Regions from separate parts of the Mus musculus genome. Here region 1 is linked to region 2. A link is a loop called in an ENCODE intact Hi-C map of the cell type or tissue named here. Cell type or tissue: gastrocnemius. All regions are shown on one strand. Each heading gives the region's core, and the rest is flanking DNA. Links, peaks and the distances in the headings are about the cores only. Region 1 overlaps Rhobtb3 (Rho-related BTB domain containing 3). Region 2 has its middle 140 kb from the start of Pcsk1.

Region 1 (2,818 bases), core at 206-2,705, 650 kb before region 2:
GGCCAGCTTGGTCTACAAAGTGAGTGCCAGGACAGCCAGGGCTACACACAGAGAAACCCTGTCTCGAAAAACCAAAAAAAAAAAAAAAAAAAAAAAAAGTTATATCTTCTATACCCTTGCATTATCATTTGCAATCAGTTGCCAGCTATTATATAAACACTGAATTATAGTCTGTTAGTGTTTGCATAAATATACTGCTTAAAACAGGTAACTGTGGGCTGGAGAGATGACTCAGTGTCAATAGCTGTTCCTCAAGAGGACGTTGATTTGATCCCCAGAACCTGTGATGACTACCTATAACCTTCTCTTGGGGGATCTGAAGCAGTCTGCTGGCCTCCACAGGTGCACACACATATCACACACTGAAAAACAACAAAAAACAGGTAACCATAGTTAGGTATTATATACATTTTTATAACGTAAGTTTTAAAACACCAAAATAGTTAAAGGGTTGTGAAATAGAATTTCTTTTTCCCTTTGCTGAAAGTATAATAGTTTTCAAAAGTAAATTCTAATCTTTAAATGGATCTAAAATCAACCAGGCATATCTTTACACACCACATCTACACCATGCTTGTAATCCCAGTGCTTAAGAGTAAAGACAGCTAGATTCTAGAGGCTTGCTGTTTAGGCAGTCTAGCCAAAACAGAGTTCCAGGTTCAGTGGGAGAGCTCGTTTCAAAATAATAATAAATAAATAGGAAAGAAGTTGAATCCTGATGTCAACCTCTGGCACACACATGTGTGCATACACTGATGCACGCGTGTGCGCGCGTGCACACACACACACACACTATACTCAAAGGCACTCAAGCTGATGTTACATTTTCAACATTATCTTGTGGCATTATCAACAGAAAGCTCTGTTAAAATTTCAAGCCCTGCTTATGAAATCCACCCTGTCTAATGTCCACTTGATATTTTTAGTCAGTCTTAATTCATCTGCTTAATTCAAATGGTAGACCATCCAGTTTGTTTAAGCTATGCTCCTAGTTTTCAAATGATGTTCTATTTATCTTGAAATAGTTTAAAACCTAAAATTGTAAGTCAAATTGCGTTGCCAATTTGAATTCCTTGTTAATTGGTCTCTACAGATATACCCAGCATGCTTTAATTATGGAAGCTGGCCCTTCTGGTAAATGATACTGCTACACACAAGCTGGGAGGTTTGGGGTGACGAAAGGAAGATGCAGTGGACAGATGGTGTTTGCTGGTGGGAGCAGGATGCTCTTAAGCTGTCTCCTCCCTGTTGGCTATGCAAATCATAGTGACAACCTGTGGGTTCAGCTGGCAGGGTGAGCTGATTAATGATCCTGAGGAAATATTGGCTTGGGAAAATATCTCTGAGTTTAGATGGGCCTCTTTTATTTTGCTTGGATTTAGAGAGGTTGAAGAATCAATAAATTGTGAATATTTTAAAAGAGAATATATACGTACGATAAATGTTATGAAATCAGACGATACATGAGTAAATTATTGGGCAGAATATTGTGGTTTGGCTCATTGCGGTTTTCTGGAAGGGGCAGCTTTGTGGTTCCCATTGGTCCTGGGATCCTCCATAACTTGAGTCCCCACTCTGCCTTCCTCATCTTGGTATCTGCCATTTGTAGTGCCAGGGAAGTATTAGTGAACCCCCCAAAATAGACGGGAGCCAATATGATGCAAATCAAAACAGTCTTTATTCGAGCTAGCTCGGGTCCCTCAGCCCAGCACTGACACACAGGGTTTTGATGGAGAGGAGCCCCAAATATCTATCAGGGTAAGGCTTTATAGAAAGTAACAGGTGTGTGTGTGTGGCGGGGGGGGGGAGGTAAGTGTTTCTAGCCCGGCAAGCTAATATTGGAGAGCTATTATGGCCTTTAGCATAATTGGCTGATGCTGGGAGTCAAACCATAATTTCTGCTTCCCTCAGCATTGGTGATCATGAGGCTGGGTGTGGACTTGTTGGCAATTAACTTGGAAATGCTGGATTTGTTGTGGTTAGCCTAGACTTTGGAGCTAGGCTCGGGTTTTGTTGCAGGGGGTGGGGGGAAGTATAACTTGGAAGTGAATGCTAGGTACTGGCCTGTTAGTTTACCTGAGTTCAAGTTCTCTAAAATGGAGTCTGGACTTAAAAGATTTGGTTTCTCACCATTTCTGACACAATGATGGTGGATGTTCCGTGATGATCTGTGGAACTGAAGGCTGTTATGTGGATTCATGGTAGACATTACAACAACAGGAACCTCATGAGTTCCATGTCATCCCATCTGGTGCTGTCTTTGTGAAGTGAAACCATATCTGGAAAACTCAGCAGTTTCCCTAGAGAGTCAGTGTCCAGCTCAGGGGCTTCTCATTTCACAGAAAAGGCTCTGCTTGTGTTGCAGCAGTGGGAAGATGGCATGGCCATGCTCATCAGCTCTGCAATGTCCCCAAGGTCAAGACTGTGCTCCTTGGCTTGGCTCGGGACAGCCTCTTGGCCATTCCTTCTGTGAGGTGGGCTATTTCCTTTGCTTTGCAGTTTTCCTTTCCTGGTGTAGGAAATCCTTTCCAAGACAGTTCTGTGTGAGGTTGACCACAAGGTAATGGTTGAGATGTTTTCCTGGGTGGAACATGGTCAGAGGTAGCAGTATTTCAAGTCAATCATGATGGATAGATGCTGTTCTAAAAACACAAGGCAAAATCTGTCATTCCAATTCTTTGGTCTTAAGGAAATCTAAACTAACAACTGTTTGTCTGGTTTGCAGATTGTTGGGCTCTAAGACAAGTTTAAAACTCTGTTTCTATGCTGTTTAAGAAGCCTCTGGAGCAATGCCAGTTATATCCCCTGTGAGGCTTCT
Region 2 (2,818 bases), core at 3-2,502:
CGTCTGCCTTTAGTTTTAGAAGATTTCATGTCTCCATTATTTTGTGCTAAGCTAACCTCAGCTTTTCCTGCCAAGACCAGGCTCTACAGTTCAACCTCCCTCTTGAAACATCAGCATCCCTCTGCTAGGGATTACTTTTAGTGGATTCACTTGAATTCAGTAACAAGAAATCTACTTCTGACCTACTCCCCTTATTCTCTGGACCCTATGTCTTCTTTTTTATTTTTCATATAAGCTTCATAAAGGACTAACCTATATGGAGCAAGACTATATTCACTGTTGGCAGCCTCTGCAATCTGCTTCTCTTGTTAGGTACCTGCACACTAGCTGTTGTGGACTTTGTGTTGCAGCTCATTTCTGGGGCATTTGCCTCTGTTGGTTGAGTTTCACTGCTCCACAGAGAATTCTGCTCTTGGTTTGTCTTGTTTGTTTCTGTCTTTTTTCACTGTGGCCTCCTCTGCTTCCCACCACTTGTGCTGGGTGGTCCAGCTGTCTGTTTCTTTCCTCCCAGTACTGGCAATCTTCTTGGATGAGCTTATCCACACTCAACATTTTAATTACTAACTTTGTGCCAATGACACTGTCTTTAGTACCTTACCGTCCCTCCCCTGATCTTCAGGCTCAACAATTCCATCACCTCCTAGGTACTTTTTCTCTGGATATTCTCCAGATGTTTGGCTCCATTTCTCAAAACGCACCTTCCTCCATTTTCTTCAATTTCTATTTGTCACTTTTTTTTCCCCTGTTATAAAATGTTAGAATTTCTCCCTCCTCCACTTCAGAAAACTGATTATTAAATCCTAGGACATGTCCATCTTTTCTGTCTCTCAGACTGATTCCATTCTTATTCTCCATACACTGTTAGAGCTGAGCATTCTCTGGCCTTGACCACCTCAACAACTGCCTCGCTGGACAGGGTTTCTGTAATTGCTCTGCTCTGTGCCCCTGCTCAAGAGCTTCTGGACCAAAACCACCTGTCTAAATCCACTCAGAATCCTACAGGGGAAACCCACTCCTTGTCTAGCATGCTCTAGCCCACTCTGAAAACACCAGCACCACTCAGCATGCCTCACTGACTGCAGTAATAATGCTCGCGGTAGTTTTCTACCACCACTCTGTTCTTTTCTTTCCTTGCTTCCTCTTTTCTCCAGTACACATGCTTTGCTATGAAGACTTAAGTTGGTCTTATGAATTTCAAGTAACTATTATAGTCTTCATGCTTGGGTCTGTAAAAAAGACAGGCTTCAGTTGAATAGTCACTTTAGTTGTTTTAATCCTCAATGCAGTCAGAAGGAGGACTGGGAATACAGTATTCCTGTGCCCCCCTGTGATTAAAAACTTGCCAAGGTGTGTAGATTTTCATACCAATGCGGCTCCAAACCCAGAAGCACTCGCCTGTTCTGAAGCACACACTGCCCTCCAGTGGAACTCCTTGGAAGGACACACCTGATCTGCCATGACGAGTGTTTCCAGTTATTTTTCCCCATCAAGCATGCTTTGAACAATGTCAAATTTTAATTCAAAATGATTTTATTTGACTAAAGAATATTTTTCAAGTCAAATCTAGTAGTGAAGGCTTTTAATTCCAGCTATCTGGGATGTAAAGGTGTGAGGACCTCAAGTTCAAGGCCAGCCTGAGAAAAACAGTGAGACCCTGTCAATGACTAAGTAAACATAAGAATCAGGCCATAGCTCAGCGATATGCCCCAATTCTTGCCTGGCATTTGGAAAGCTGGAAAATTTAAACCTGATGCTTAACAAACCCTACAACTAAAACTAGGCTGAAGCAAAAATAAAACTTACTTTGGAGCGTTTAAGAATTTGTTCTGTGAAGAGAGCAAACACAGTCACCCTGACAAGCTACTTCATCCAGTGCAACCCTTACTTAACACCAGTATATCCTTTTTTTGGTTTTCAACCACGGAAAGGATGATGGTAAAGGCAACTATAATCTCTATATATCTATATATAATACTGGTTAATATTATGTAAAGCTGTATTTTATGTAATTTATGGTTTTGCTACAGAGTGACTTTAGAGAATTCTCTAATATGATAGAGCAAGAGTAAATTATTAGAAAACTATTAAATAATATTAAATTATATTCATAGACACACTGGTAGAAGATGCCACAAAGCCACACAGCAACTGGGCATCAAGGTGTCTGAATTTCTGTAGATGCTAGCTGGCTGCTCTGAAATGCATGTAGCCACATCTGCACTTGGGGCTCATAATGTGTGCTTGTGCAGAGTGTCACATTAACATCTTGCTTGGCATATGCCCTTTTAGATGAAAGACACTGCTAAGATTAAAGCTGACCTGCTGTATTGGGCAAAGGGCAGCCTGGATGCAGGGACACTCTTCTTCTGTCCACTGTCTGTGACTTTAGAAGTCCTCAGGGCAGGATCAGAGAATGGAGAACTAAGAACATACTTCAGATGTCTTAGAAACCAATAAAACTGTTGCTTGACCTCTTCTTTCTTAAGTTGCCAAAGCCATGGGGAAAGCTCTTTTCCTTCCTCCCTCTGTCCCTCTCTTATTCTCTCTTCTTCCAGCATTACCACCACCACCACCACTTCTTCCTATACCTCCTCCTTCTCCTTCTCCTTCTCCTTCTCCATCTTGTTATTCTTTTGTCTTAGCTTCATCTACTCAGAATCACTTGTTAGAAGAACTTGAGGTAACTTTTTTTAAAAGGGAAAAGGATGGACAGATTTTACTTAGAGTGTCTTGTTCATCCCTATTTTTTCAAGCCTGAAATTTACAAAATAGAAGTTGTTCAACTGCTGCTGCTTACATAAATCTCAGGAAAAGCCAA

What was found. A loop is a pair of places that touch in the nucleus more often than their neighbours do. Peaks named below come from ENCODE experiments on the same cell type or tissue, not always from the same donor. Only the 100,000 strongest peaks of a DNase experiment are listed, where the experiment ranks them.
Region 1: it touches region 2 in a loop (26-fold over the local background); 33 of 42 quality-filtered maps call a loop at or near these places.

The regions. Positions count from the first base shown.
Region 1 is chr13:75,879,075-75,881,892 of GRCm38, reverse strand. All of the region lies in intron 8 of Rhobtb3 (Rho-related BTB domain containing 3), which reads left to right. Among named protein-coding and RNA genes, the nearest start is that of Gm24163, 25 kb to the left of the region's middle. In gastrocnemius, for the core only: no CTCF peak of the experiment used is centred there; a DNase peak (open chromatin) is centred at 1,229; H3K27ac peaks cover 1,408 bases.
Region 2 is chr13:75,226,395-75,229,212 of GRCm38, reverse strand. No RefSeq gene overlaps it. Among named protein-coding and RNA genes, the nearest start is that of Pcsk1, 140 kb to the right of the region's middle. In gastrocnemius, for the core only: a CTCF peak has its summit at 1,425 (motif pointing left); a DNase peak (open chromatin) is centred at 1,417.